Regions from separate parts of the Homo sapiens genome. Here all the other regions are linked to region 3. The links are chromatin contacts, found by Hi-C or POLR2A ChIA-PET in ENCODE. All regions are on one chromosome and are shown on one strand. Each heading gives the region's core, a stretch centred on a gene start or an enhancer-like site at or near the end of the contact. The rest is flanking DNA. Distances are from core to core; before and after follow the strand shown.

What was found. A loop is a pair of places that touch in the nucleus more often than their neighbours do. ChIA-PET counts read pairs that join two places held with the same protein, here RNA polymerase II (POLR2A). Pooled maps may share reads with other maps.
Region 1: a loop to region 3 is called in a map of endothelial cell of umbilical vein, with 4 times the contacts of the local background. The contact joins the promoter of LINC02643 here to the enhancer-like site in region 3. A Hi-C loop is called at or near these places in 9 of 168 maps with a recorded cell type or tissue (Caco-2, HCT116, PC-9 and 6 more) and 7 of 50 pooled maps. POLR2A ChIA-PET finds 5 or more read pairs at or near these places in 4 of 52 experiments (A549, AG04450, BJ and 1 more).
Region 2: a map of Caco-2 shows a loop between it and region 3 (6-fold over the local background). The contact joins two enhancer-like sites. A Hi-C loop is called at or near these places in 2 of 168 maps with a recorded cell type or tissue (Caco-2 and PC-3) and 2 of 50 pooled maps. POLR2A ChIA-PET finds 5 or more read pairs at or near these places in 5 of 52 experiments (AG04450, BJ, WTC11 and 1 more).
Region 4: a map of GM12878 shows a loop between it and region 3 (2.3-fold over the local background). The contact joins two enhancer-like sites. A Hi-C loop is called at or near these places in 9 of 168 maps with a recorded cell type or tissue (Caco-2, DLD1, GM12878 and 6 more) and 6 of 50 pooled maps. POLR2A ChIA-PET finds 5 or more read pairs at or near these places in 5 of 52 experiments (A549, AG04450, BJ and 2 more).

What each region holds. Positions count from the first base shown.
Region 1 is chr10:21,371,604-21,374,774 of GRCh38, reverse strand. LINC02643 (long intergenic non-protein coding RNA 2643) reads left to right here and starts at 1,825. Exons shown (of 5, transcript NR_155751.1): 1 at 1,825-1,880. RefSeq lists enhancers at 1,541-1,835, 1,472-1,973.
Region 2 is chr10:21,397,225-21,400,234 of GRCh38, reverse strand. No RefSeq gene overlaps it. Among named protein-coding and RNA genes, the nearest start is that of LINC02643, 26 kb to the right of the region's middle. Within about 2 kb of position 1,559, at least 5 of the 41 ENCODE cell types and tissues checked have a DNase peak (open chromatin) inside an H3K27ac peak, as active enhancers do.
Region 3 is chr10:21,276,738-21,280,229 of GRCh38, reverse strand. It overlaps a transcript of NEBL not described here. Among named protein-coding and RNA genes, the nearest start is that of LINC02643, 94 kb to the left of the region's middle. RefSeq lists an enhancer at 1,238-1,357. Within about 2 kb of position 1,334, at least 3 of the 41 ENCODE cell types and tissues checked have a DNase peak (open chromatin) inside an H3K27ac peak, as active enhancers do; they include PC-9, where a contact is called at or near this core.
Region 4 is chr10:21,348,673-21,352,172 of GRCh38, reverse strand. The region is part of intron 4 of LINC02643 (long intergenic non-protein coding RNA 2643); the gene reads left to right. Among named protein-coding and RNA genes, the nearest start is that of LINC02643, 23 kb to the left of the region's middle. Within about 2 kb of position 1,517, at least 2 of the 41 ENCODE cell types and tissues checked have a DNase peak (open chromatin) inside an H3K27ac peak, as active enhancers do.

The DNA.
Region 1 (3,171 bases), core at 576-3,075, 94 kb before region 3:
AATTTTAGAATCATCTTACCAGTTTCTACAAAAATGCCTTCTGAGATTTTGATGGAGATTGCATTGAATCAACAGATCGATTTGTGAAGCACTGGCAATATGATAACAGTATTGAATCTTCTTTTTTTTTCTCATTTGTTTCTGATGAAATTACTGACCTTCAGTATTGAGTCTTCTAATCCATGAATATCGTATATTTATTGAGCTATTCTTTAGTTTTAGTTTCTCTCTTTTTTCTTTTTTTTGTTTTTTTTTTTGAGACAGGGTCTCACTCTGTCACCCAGGCTGGAGCGCAGAGGCATCATTATGGTTCACTGCAGCCTCAGTCTCCTGGGCTTAAGCTATCCTCCTGCCTCAGCCTCCTGAGTGGCTGCAACTACCTGCTTGAGCTCGGTTATGTATATACCACTTCCATTTGATAATGAATGCTGCTGTGCACGCCCCACTGTGTGGCTAGATGGGTCAGAAGGCACCCAGTTTATGTATGACAGGCAGTTCAGGTCGCATGGTGACTTGATGACCCATAATCAAACGTTCAGTTTCCACCAAAGCCCAGTAACAGGCCAAGAGCTGTCTCTAAAAATGAAGGTAGTTATCTGCAGAAGATGGCAGGGCCTTGCTCCAAAATCCTAGAGGCCTTCACTGTGATTCACCTATGGGGGCCTGCCAAAGGCTCTAAACAGCATCCCTATCTGCTATGTGACAAATCACTCAAAAATTTAGCAGTTTAAAACAATTTTTTATTTTATCTTTTTTTTTGTTTTTTTTGAGACAGGGTCTCACTCAGTCACCCAGCCTGAGTGCAATCACTGCTCACTGCAACCTCGAACTCCTGAGCTCAAATAATCCTCCCACTTCAGCATCCTGAGGAGCTAGGACTGCAGGCAGGCACCACCATGCCCAACTAGAGATGGAGTCTCACCATGTTGCCCAGGCTGGTCTCGAACTCCTGGACTCAAGTGATCCTCCCACCTTCGCCTCCCAAAGTGCTGGGATTACAGGCATGAGCCATCACATTTGGCCTTGTTTTCTTTTCTTTTTTTTTTTTTTTTTGAGATGGAGTTTCACTCTTGTTGCCCAGGCTGGAGTGCAATGGTGCAATATTGGCTCACTGCAACCTCCACCTCCTGGGTTCAAGCCATTCTCCTGCCTCAGCCTCCCAAGTAGCTGGGATTACAGGTATGCACCATCATGCCTGGCTAATTTTGTATTTTTAGTAGAGACAGTGTTTCACCATGTTGGTCAGACTGGTCTCGAAATCCTGACCTCAAATGATCCACTTGTCTCGGCCTCCCAAAGTACTGGGATTACAGGCATGGGCCACCATGCCTGGCCAATTTTACTTTTTAATCTCACTGTAATTGTGGGCCAGGGATTCAGGAGAGGCTTAGATGAGTGGCTCTTGCTCAGGATCTCTCACGTGACTGTACTCAGGATGTTGGTTAGGGCTGCAGTCATCTGAATGCTTAGCTGGGGCTGGGGGTCTGCTTCCAAGATGGCTCACTAGGGTGGTTTCTGGCAGGGCCTCCATTCCTTGCTGGGTGTTGGCAGGAAGCCTCTCTTCCTCACCATGCAGCTTGTGCTCTCATGTGGGCTAACTTCCCCCAGAGCAAGCAATCTCAGAGAGAGGGAGGAGGGAGCTGCAGCGCATTTTATGATCTGCCTTCCAGAGTCACACCCATCACTTTCACTTTATTCTGTGCATTAGAAGCCAAAAGCTAAGTCCAGCCCACACCCAAGGGGAGGGAAGTGAGGCTCCACCTCTTAAAGGGAGGATTCTCAAAAATGTGTGAGTATATTTAAAAATCACCGCAGCTTTTTAATATTGTCCCAACAAGGCTGTGCAAGAAACAATCAGGAAAGCTCAGCAGCATAAAACTGTAAGTGTTTATAGTTCATGCATCTGAGAGTTGCCTGGGCAACTCCCCTGACCTCAGCAGGGGTCGTTCACACCTTTGAGGATGGCTTTATTTAAGCAAGGACAACCTGCTTACATCAGGTGGGATAACTTCTGATACAGATTTAATTTTGGTTTGAGGTTTATGTCACCAGTATAATTACTATTTTAAATAATATATTACTAGAAACACATGAACAAACTTGTTTCTAGACATGCTAAAAATGTATTGAAAGCCCCATTTCATTCAGAATGAAATAATAATTTCACATGTGACTTGTAAAATCAATTGTCTCCATATTTACAATTTACCTTTGAGGTGATGATACTGGTGTTGTTATGTTTGTTGTTTTATGTGATTAACTTACAAATATCATCCAATTTTCTTTTCCACTCTATTTTACAAATAATCTGAATATATTCATTGACGTATATATATATTTGTTGTGTTTTGTTTTGTTTTTTAGAAGCAGTCTTGCTCTGTTGTCCAGGTTGGAGTGCAGTGGCACGATCTCGGCTCACTGCAACCTCTGCCTCCTGGGTTTAAGTGATCCTCCTGCCTCAGTCCCCCTGGTAGCTGGGGTTACAGGCATGTGCCACCGTGCCTGGCTAATTTTTGTATTTTTAGTAGAGACCAGGTTTTGCCGTTTTGGCCAGGCTGGTCTTGAACTCCTGACCTCAGGTGATCCACCCACCTCATTCTCCCAAAGTGCTATGGCTTAATAAATAAAATATTCTTTTTTTGAAGTAGAAATAATATTGTTTTTGTATTGCATTCAATTTTTTATGTATGCCTGTTTCATTTCATCAGTTTTAATCTTTGTGTTTTCATCTACAGTTTTAAAAATAGTTACAAAAATGCATTTTCTGGTATATTTGTATGTGTATTTAAAATTTACTGAGTTATCAGAAGAATGGTTTTGTTTTTCTAAATTGTCTGGCTTCATTACAGTAAGCATGAAAGATTTACATTTTATTCAATTTAAAAATGCTGAGAAAATGCTATGTTGCTTTGTTTTTTTAATTAACAGTTGAATCAAATTTGACATGCAAAATATCACACCTATATTTGAAGAATTGCCATACATCACTATTTTTCCCTTTTTCCCTCCCTTCCTTCCTTTCCTTTTTTTTCTGAGGCAGAGTCTCGCTCTCTGTTGCCCAGGCTGGAGTGCAGTGGCACGATTTCGGCTCACTGCAACCTCCACCTCCCGGGTTCAAGCAGTTCTCTGCCTCAGCCTCTCAAGTAGCTGGAATTACAGGCACCTGCCAAC
Region 2 (3,010 bases), core at 310-2,809, 120 kb before region 3:
ACCCAGCTAATTTTTGTATTTTCAGTACAGACGGGGTTACACCATGTTGGCCAGGATGGTCTCGATCTCCTGACCTCGTGATCCGCCTGCCTCAGCCTCCCAAAGTGCTGGGATTACAGGCATGAGCCACTGCACCCAGCCAAGACCTCTTTTAAAGGGGTTTCTAGTCAATAGATTTCTTTTTTCATTTGTTCTTTGGCTGGCTCATTGCTTTTAGAGACCAGAAACTACTGATTAAGGAGAGTAGACCTCTCTGCTATAACCTCTTTTTTCCATCTGCAGAACAGGTTTTCCTTGACTTCCATCTCTGGGGATGCAACCACAGAACCTTACAAAACATGTTTAAGTGCACGGTTTTAAGAGACGTTTGCATTCTTTATGAGTGCATGCATGTGTGGGGTTGGGGAGCTTTGCATGCCAGACTGTGACATCATATGTCTCCATGCCTATATTTGGAAGCCGGCTGGGTCCACAATAGCTGTGTGCTGAGAAGAATGGAAAGCTGATGATGGGCTCACAGGCTTTGATCTGTTAAATAAATATTTTTTCAAGAAGAGGAGCTTTAGGAATAAACCATTTCAGCCAGCACCTTTGTGATCATCCCAATTCTAAAACAGATGGAGATTCCTTGTACCTAGAGAAAGTTGAGTTTTAAACATTGAATAAAAATATGATTTTCTAGTTCTTGGCTCAGTCTCTTAATCACTTTTACCTCCACCGCATACAGAGCTGATGCTTGCAAAGGGAAGTTGTTACCCCCTACCCATTGGTTTCTGTCTGATTCTGATCAGGTAGTAATATTTCATAGAGCCGCCGCATGACACCAGCACATTTTCCCCACCCTGGACACATGTTTCCTTTCATTTTGGAAAAATTGTACTGTGAGCATAGCAAAGAGAATAACTTCTATGTCTTTCCTCTTATAAAGAATGTGCTTTTATAACATGTTTTTTAATTGATAAAGAGGTAAGGGTAATAAATGAGCATTTGATCCAAGTTTCAGCAAAGGACTCTTTATTGGAGTACAGACTCTAAAAGTTATTTTAGGCAAGTACCCAGAGGCAATTTTTAGAGCCACGAGGCTGAATTAGAAGATGATGATTCTGAATGAATTCTGCCACTCCTTAGACATAAATTACGTCTCCTTCCAAGTGGAGTGGCTAGTGGGCTAAGAGGACATATTTTAAAATAGTTGAATCCAAACATAAGCTGGATTTGCATTTTTTAAAGCCTATAGTTTGCTTTTCACATTTTCTCTCTTCCCCAGGGACTCTGGCATTGTATGGTCTATGCTGCTTTCTTACAAAGGTACCTTAGGTTCATTTTATGAGGTGTGGAATAGAGGACTAGCCTGGTGCTTGGACTGGCTGAACTTTCCATCCTGCTTTAAACAACCTGCTAAAAGTCAGTGTGATTTACAACAGTAGTTACAACTACCCTTTTACTTAGCCAGGGATATTCTCATGCTATCAAAAAATAGAGGCACATTTGGAACCACTGTCATTCCTATCCCTTGATTAATCATCTTGGTGATTCATTCATTAAACAAGTTTATGCAGCTAAGGGGCCTTCTTTGGTGAGGTAGGATGAAAGAGATCACTTGTCCTAGTTACATCCAGTACAATCTTTATTTTTTTATTTTTCTATTTTTTTAAATTTTATTTTCCATAAGTTATTGGGTTTTTTTTTTTTTTTTTTAGATGAAGTTTCGCTCTTGTTGTCCAGGCTGGAGTGCAATGGCATGATCTCAGCTCATGGTAACCTCCACGTCCCAGGTTCAAGCAATTCTCCTGCTTTGTCCTCCTGAGTAGCTGAGATTACAGACGCCCACCACCACGCAAGACTAATTTTTTGTATTTTTGGTAGAGATGGGGTTTCACCATGTTGGCCAGGCTGGTCTCAAACTCCTGGCCTCAAGCAATCCACCTGCCTCGGCTGCCCAAAGTGCTGGGATTACAGGCGTTAGCCATCACACCTGGCCACATCCAGTATAATTTTAAAGAGAGGGAGGGTCTACTGAACAGATACAAGGGGTGAAACCGCTTGATTATTTTCTCTTCTTCTTTTTTTTTTTTGAGACAGAGTCTTGCTCTGTTGCCCAGGCTGGAGTGCAATGGTGCGATCTCGGCTCACTGCAACCTCTGCCTCCCAGGTTCAAGCAATTCTCCTGCTTCAGCCTCCCTAGTAGCTGGGATTACAGGTGCCTGCCACCATGCCTGGCTAATTTTTGTATTTTTTAGTAGAGATTGGGTTTCATCATGTTGGTCAGGCTGGTCTCAAACTCCTGTCCTCAGGTGATCTGCCCGCTTCGGCCTCCCAAACTGCTGGGATTACAGGCGTGAGCCACCGTGCCTGGCCTGCTTGATTATTTTCATGAATTATTTCCATGTGTCCCAAGACCGTGTGGCAGGTGCTGGTGTCTGTAACATTCACTGGGGTCCTTTTCATGCCCGTGTTTTATGTTGTGTGAATCCATGCAGTTGAAATGAAAATTGCACACATACAAATACACACCCTATACCCCTCTACTCTCCAAAAAGACTCCTCAAATCTTTCTGAAAAATTAGGATGCCAGGTATGTATTTGTAAAAGGCCACCTGAGATGATCATCAGTACTGTTATTGAAGCTAGATGGGGTCTGCTTGCCTGACACGATAAGACCAGATATCCACACCGACGTTTGCAGTGGGAAGAAAGAAGGTGTTTATCTGCAGGTTACCAAGCAAGGAGGATCAGGCAGCTTATGCTTAAATCCTGACCTTGCAGGTAAGGGTTTTTTAAGGCAGGGGTGGCTGGGCTCAGTGGCTCACGCCTGTAATCCCAACACTTTGGGAGGCTGAGGCAGGTGGATCACTTGAGGCCAGGAGTTTGAGACCAGCCTGGGCAACATGGCAAAACCCCGTCTGTACTAAAAATACAAAAATTAGCTTGGTGTGGTGGTGCATGCCTCTAATCCCAGCTACACGGGTGGCTGAGGCAGGAGAATAGCTTGAACCTAGGAGGCAGAGGC
Region 3 (3,492 bases), core at 85-2,584:
TTCGGCCCATGTGTTCTGGAACCCATGCTGGTTCCATTTTGCTATAGGGGCATCACGGGGATTTATGCTTGGACTGGAACGAACCGTGGAAAGACCCCAGGTGACCCTAATCTGCAAGATCCACTTGGGTTCTAGGCAGCCTCAATCAGAAGATTATTTCAAAACTGGCTTTTTTTTAGGGTCTTTAGGGGACTTTTTGGCTTCTCTTAAGCGGCAGAGAAGCTTTAGAGTTTGGGCAATAAAGTATAAAATTAACCTCTGGGTTTTGGTCCATTTCTGTTTCTAAGAAGTAGATCTGATACTTCCCTTGTCAGCTTTTATAACTCTTGCAAAGCTCAAGAGAGACAAGAATACCAATGAATCATATGAACCAGGTGGCAGCAAATGATGGCCCGTGGGACACATTTAGCCTGCTGCTTGTTTTTGTACAGCCCACAAACTAAGAATGGTTTTTACTTTTTTTTTTTTTTTTTATATGGATTCTGGCTCTGTCACCCAGACTGGAGTGCAATGATGCGATCTTGGCTCACTGCAGCCTCTGCCTCCCAGGTTCAAGTGATTCTCATGTCTCAGCCTCCTGAGTAGCTGGGATTACAGGTGCCTGCCACCATGCCCAGCTAATTTTTTGTATTTTTAGGTTTTGCCATGTTGGCCAGGCTGGTCTCGAACTCATGACCTCCAGTGATCCGCCCTTCTTGGCCTCCCAAACTGCTGAGATTACAGGCATGAACCACTGTGCCTGGCCTATATTTTTAAAGTGTTGAAACAAAAAATAGGCCAGGCATGGTGGCCTGTAATCCCAGTGCTTTAGTAGGCTGAGGCGGGAGGATTGCTTGAGGCCAGAAGTTAGAGGTTACAGTGAGCTACTCATGCCACTGCACTCCACCCTAGGCAACAGAGGGAGCAGAGGGAGACTGTCTAAAAAAAAAAAAAAAAAAAATTGAAAAAATAAAAAGATGGCTATTTTTGTGACATGTGAACATTATATGAAATTCAAATCTTGGCATCCATAAATAAAGTTTTATTGGAATGCAGCCAGGCTGGTTGGTTTACTTACTGCCTATAGCTGCTTTTGTTCTTCCATGTCAGAGTTGAGGCTATGCAACAGAGACGGTATGATGTGTAGAGCCTAAATAGTAAATATCCAGCCCACACAGAGAAATTCTGCCCGCCTCTGTAAGGCACAGTACACACATAAGACATGCTTGTTGTAGCTGTGATCTTTCTTCATGGCGCTGGGGCTATGAACTATCTAATTGCTAAGATTCTGGAGGTGCAGGGCCTCAGGGAGGTGCCATGCACATACAATACAAGGGGTATAGCGCCCCCTGGAGGCAACGTTGGATTTGAAGCAGCCAGTGTGGTGGACAGGCCTTGCGGGGAGTGAGGAGGCCTGATTCTAACCTTGGCCCTGCAGAGAACTCCCTGGCTATGTAACTCAGGGGCAGATCTCACCGAACTTCTCTGGGCCTCAAATCCACATCTGTAAAAGGAAGGGGTTGTACTCTCAATGGTTCTAAAACTCCTTCTCTTCCTCTGTCCCTTCCTTTCTGCATTCTTCTTGGCAGAATCCTTTCCTCAAATCAGTGCTCCGATAGACCCCTAATACAGTAAACAGCTGAAGGTGGAGAGTCTCTGTTGGAAGTGGGTCTTGGCCTAAGCCTCCCTCATTGACCCATGATGACTGCACAGAAGAGATTTCCAAACTCCTCCCAGCCCTAGCAGTTATGGGTCCAGGGCCTCATCACTGAGAACAGCCCCACACCAGTTTACTTTTCATTTTTTAGAGTGAGGGTTTTACTCTGTCACCTAGCCTGGAGTGCAGTGGTGCCATCATAGCTCACTGAAGCCTCGACGTCCTGGGCTCAAGTGATCCTCCTGCCTCAGCCTCCTGAGTAGCTGGGATGATAGGTGCACGCCACCACACCTAGCTCATGTTTTTATTTTTATTCTGTAGAGACGGCGTCTTGCTGTGTGGCCAGGCTGGTCTTGAACTCCTGGGCTCAAGCAATTCTCCCGCCTCAGGCTCCCGAGTAGCTGGGACTGCATGTGTGCACCACCATGCCCGGCTCAAATCAGATCTTTGCATGCATGCTTTGAGGCCACATATTCTGGTTCAGTCAACCAGAATGTTCTGTGGTGCTGGCGTTTCCCAATCATCCCTCACATGTTGTTAGTAGTAATAGTAGCAGCTAAAATTTACTGAGCACTTACTGCTTTCCAGATAACTAGGCGAAGCCTCAAGGGGTCTTTTGTCATTGAATATAGACAACAGCTCAATGAAGTAGGTGCTATAATTACTCCCAGTTTACAAACAAGAAGAGGTAGGAGGACTACTTGAGCCCAAGAGTTGGAGGCCAGCCTGCCTAACACCTGCAAGACACCTTGTCTCTTAAAAAAGAAAGAAAGAAAGAAAAAAATGACTTTCATAAAACCAATGGACAAGGTGTTAAAAACAGTCCTGGAAGACTATGTTAACATGGAAAGGCCCAAAGCATTGTGTCAGAAGAATCATTACCTGGGACTGAAATAGAATGCAAGAGGCAGGGAATGACAATTGGTCACAGTAACAGAAGATAATGATTTCTGAGCACTGGGTAGCACCAATGACTAACTGTATGTTCTGTCCCATGCACCCACACAGCAATACATGTTATTGATCCTATCACTATTTCCATTTGACCAATGTGGAAACTGAAGCCTAGAAAGGTTAAGTTTTGGGCCAGGCACAGTGGCTTATGCCTGTAATCCCAGCACTTTGAGAGGCAAAAGTGGGTGGATCACTTGAGGTCAGGAGTTCGAGACCAGCCTGGCCAACATGGGGGAAACCCAGTTTCTACTAAAAATACAAAATTTAGCCAGGAGTGGTGGTGGGCACTCGTAATCCCAGCTACTTGGAAAGCTGAGGCAGGAGAATCGCTTGAACCTAGGAGGTGGAGTTTGCAGTGAGCTGAGATTGTGCCACTGCACTCCAGCCTGGGCGACAGAGCGAGACTCCGTCTCAAAAAAAAAAAAAAAAAAGAAAGAAATATTTGGTGCATTGGCTCCAGACTATATACCTGCAGGCATGAGCAATCGTGTTTTTTTTTGTTTTTGTTTTTGAGACAGGGTCTTCTTCTGTGACTCAGGCTGGAGTACAGTAGTGTCATCATGACTCACTGCAGCCTTGACCTCCTGGGCTCAAGTGAACCTTCTACCTCAGCCTCCCAAGTAGCTGGAACTACAAGTGTGCACCACTATACCTGGCTAATTTTTTTTTTTTTGAGACAGTCTCACTCTATCACCCAGGCTGGAGTACACTGGCATGATCTTGGCTCACTGCAACCTCCGCCTCTCAGGTTCACGTGATTCTCATGCCTCAGCTTCACAAGTAGCTGGGATTACCAGCGCCTGCCATCACTGTTGGCTAATTTTTATATTTTTAGTAGAGATGGGGTTTCCCCATGTTGGCCGGGCTGGTCTCGAACTCTTGGCCTCAAGTGATCTGCCTGC
Region 4 (3,500 bases), core at 268-2,767, 72 kb before region 3:
CAATAAATGGTATCAGAGGAACCCACCCCCAATATTTCAACATAGGTTCTTTCTATCTTCCATAAGTGTTGGCCAGCTGAGAAATAAAGAGAAAGAGTACAAAGAGAGGAATTTTACAGCTGGGCTGCCAGGGGTGACATCACATATCGGTAGGACCATGATGCCCACCTGAGCCTCAAACCAGCAAGTTTTTTATTAAGGGTTTCAAAAGGGGAGCAGGTGTAAGAACAGGGAGTAGATCACATGCTTCAAAGGGCAGAAAGGAGAACTACTGATAAGGGTCTAACAAAGATCACCAGGCAAAGGGCAAAAGCAGAACTACTGATAAGGGTCTATGTTCAGTGGTGCATGTATTGTCTTGATAAACATCTTAAACAACAGAAAATAGCGTTTGAGAGCAGAGAACCAGTCTGACCACAAATTTACCAGGGCTGGGTTTTTCCCCACCCTAGTAAGCCTGAGGGTACTGCAGGAGACCACTGTGTATCTCAGTCCTTATCTCAACCACATAGGACAGACATTCCCAGCGTAGTCATTTACAGACTTCCCCCCCAGAAATGCATTCCTTCCCCAGGGTATTAATATTAATATTCTTTGCTAGGAGAAGAATTTAGTGATATCTTCCCTACTTGCATGTCCATTTATAGGCTCTTTGCAAGAAGAAAAATATGGCTCTTTTTGCCTGACCCCGCAGACAGTCAGACCTTATGATTGTCTTCCCTTGTTCCCTAAAAATCGCTGTTATTCTGTTCTTTTTCAAGGTGCACTGATTTCATATTGTTCAAACACACACGTTTTACAATCAATTTGTACAGTTAACACAATGATCACAGTGGTCCTGAGGTGACGTACATCCTCAGCTTATGAAGATAACAGGATTAAGAGATCGAAGAAGACAGGCATAAGAAATTATAAAAGTACTATTTGGGAACTGATAAATGTCCATATTAAAATGAAATCTTCACAGTTTATGTTCCTCTGCCATGGCTCCAGCCTGTCCCTCCGTTTGGAGTCCCTGACTTCCCGCAACAAAATGGTAGTCATTATAACTGTTATTTAACTTTCCAATGAAACTGCTGCCCCCTAGAAAAGGTTATCCCACAAGTCATATGCAAACGGTCCTTTTTTTTTTTTTTCAAGACAGAGCCTTGCTCTTTCACCCAGGCTGGAGTGCAATGGCACAGTCTCGGTCCACTACAACCTCCGCCTCCCAGGTTCAAGCAATTCTCCTGCCTCAGCCTCCCGAGTAGCTGGGACTGCAGGCACCTGCCACCATGCCCAGCTAATTTTTGTATTTTTAGTAGAGATGAGGTTTCACCATATTGGCCAGGCTGGTCTGGAACTCCTGACCTTGTGATCTGCCTGCCTTGGTCTCCCAAAGTGCTGGGATTACAGGAGTGAGTCACCAAGCCCAGCCAGCAAACTTTTCATTGTTTTCTGAGTTAAACATAGGCGTGCCTCTTGTCTGCCTGATCTCAAGCATCCCTGGCTGTGAGCCCTCCCTGATCTCCAGGGAGATATCTTTGCTCCTCCTCTGGGATTGGGGTCTGCCTATGCTGTTTCTCAGTTGCCGTCATCGTCTGTCTCCATAACCATCTCTCTCACCGAACCAGGCTTTGTGCATCTTTGTATTCTGGGTACCCAGCGCAGCATGTCAGGAAATTCAATTCAATAAACTGAGAAATAAGTTCACTGAGAGTTTAGGTTTATTTACTTTATCTTGTTAACAACTGCAATGATAACACTGCGGGTTAGGGAGCAACTTTCATGTTTAGTCTCAAACGTTTTCTCAAGAGTCGGTGCCGGGGCCTCCCAGCATTGCAGTGAGCTCGGGACATTCTTAGCTGCTTCAAACAAGAAGATATAGCCTGTTTAACTTGCCAGGATTCATGTAACAGAGGCCTGGTCCCATCTGGGCATGTACAAGACTTGCTTCATTTACCTGGAAATTGCAGGTATCTCTTCCTCATAATGAGGTTTCTGAAATATTCCTTGTTTTTCAGAGACTCAAGCTATTAGCCAAGTAGGAGCTAGCAATAGCTCTTAACCAATGGCAAAAGGGTCAGATATTTCCTGTGCTGTTTTTACTGTTTATAGCAGGGCTGACACAATTTGCTGTGGGAAGAAAGACTTGAACTGTCATTATAGATTTTCTCTCCTTGTGTGTGACTTAGCAGGACACTGACATTGGGTCCTCCCTGAAGGTCATCTTGAACCGAATATGCGCCCCTAACTTTCCTTCCAACCAGGCAACAACGGCACAATTTCTTGGCTATATCTTGTTTGCTTTTCAGCAACGGCAAGCCAAAAGCCATCCCAGCACAGAAATAACTGGGATGCCTTTTGTTTCTTTGGCAACTGTTATATCACTCTTGCCTTTCCTTATTTGATGAGAAGGTAGTAGAGAAAAAAATGATAGTGATAATCTCACACAATATGTAGGTATTTTTACAAACCAGTCTTATACTTGAAAATAATTTTATAATACATCAGGAAAATATCAAAGAAAAATATAAGGAAAAGGGAAGAATAGGATTATTGTTAGAAAATATAAAATACCATACTTGCCTTTAGAGAAAAATTTACAGTGTAATTAAATGAGCCAATATCAAGGTGTTTTAATAATCTAAAATATTATTTTTATATACCCTACCACGTAAAATACTCGGCAGGGATCTAACAAATGAAATGTAAACCTTTCCTATATTTCTTTTACATACCATCAATATAGCTTACTACTATTTTGCTTCCTTTACTCACATGCTTAAGAATGAAGTACTATCCTAAAGCAGAAGAAAAATAAAGGCACATCAAACATGCATGCTGCCTATTAACATCTGTTTATTCTAATTTAATTTTTTTTTTTTTTTGAGATGGAGTCTCCCTCTGTCACCCAGGCTGGAATGCAGTGGCACGATCTCAACTCACTGCAACCTCTGACTCCCTGGTTCAAGCGATTCTCCTTCCTAAGCCTCCCGAGTAGCTGGGACTACATGCATGTGTCACCATGCCTGGCTAAGTTTTGTATTTTTAGTGCAGATGGAGTTTCGCCATGTAGCCCAGGCTAGTCTCGAACTCCTGACCTCAAGTGATCTTCTGCCTCAGGCTTCCAAAGTGCTAGGATTACAGGCATGAGCTGCTACCACGCCCAGCCTGTTTTAATATTAATTCAGTATCAATAAACTCAGAAAACTGATTGCACTAACAGGATAATGGTAATTTTCATTATATAAGGAAAGTACTTAATTATTCTATCTTGATCACAATTTGGAATAAACACTTGTCTGGTCTAGCAATAAACTGGGCACTTTCTTTAGCCAAAACAAACAAACAAACAAAAAAAGGGTCAGATATTATCCATTGATACAGTTTGGATATTTCTCCCCTCCACGTCTCATGTTGAAATGTGAGCCCCAGTGTTGGAAGTCGGACCTCGTAGGAGGTGTCTGGGTCCTGGGGGGGGGATCCCTCATGAATGGCTTGGTGCCCTCACCACAGTA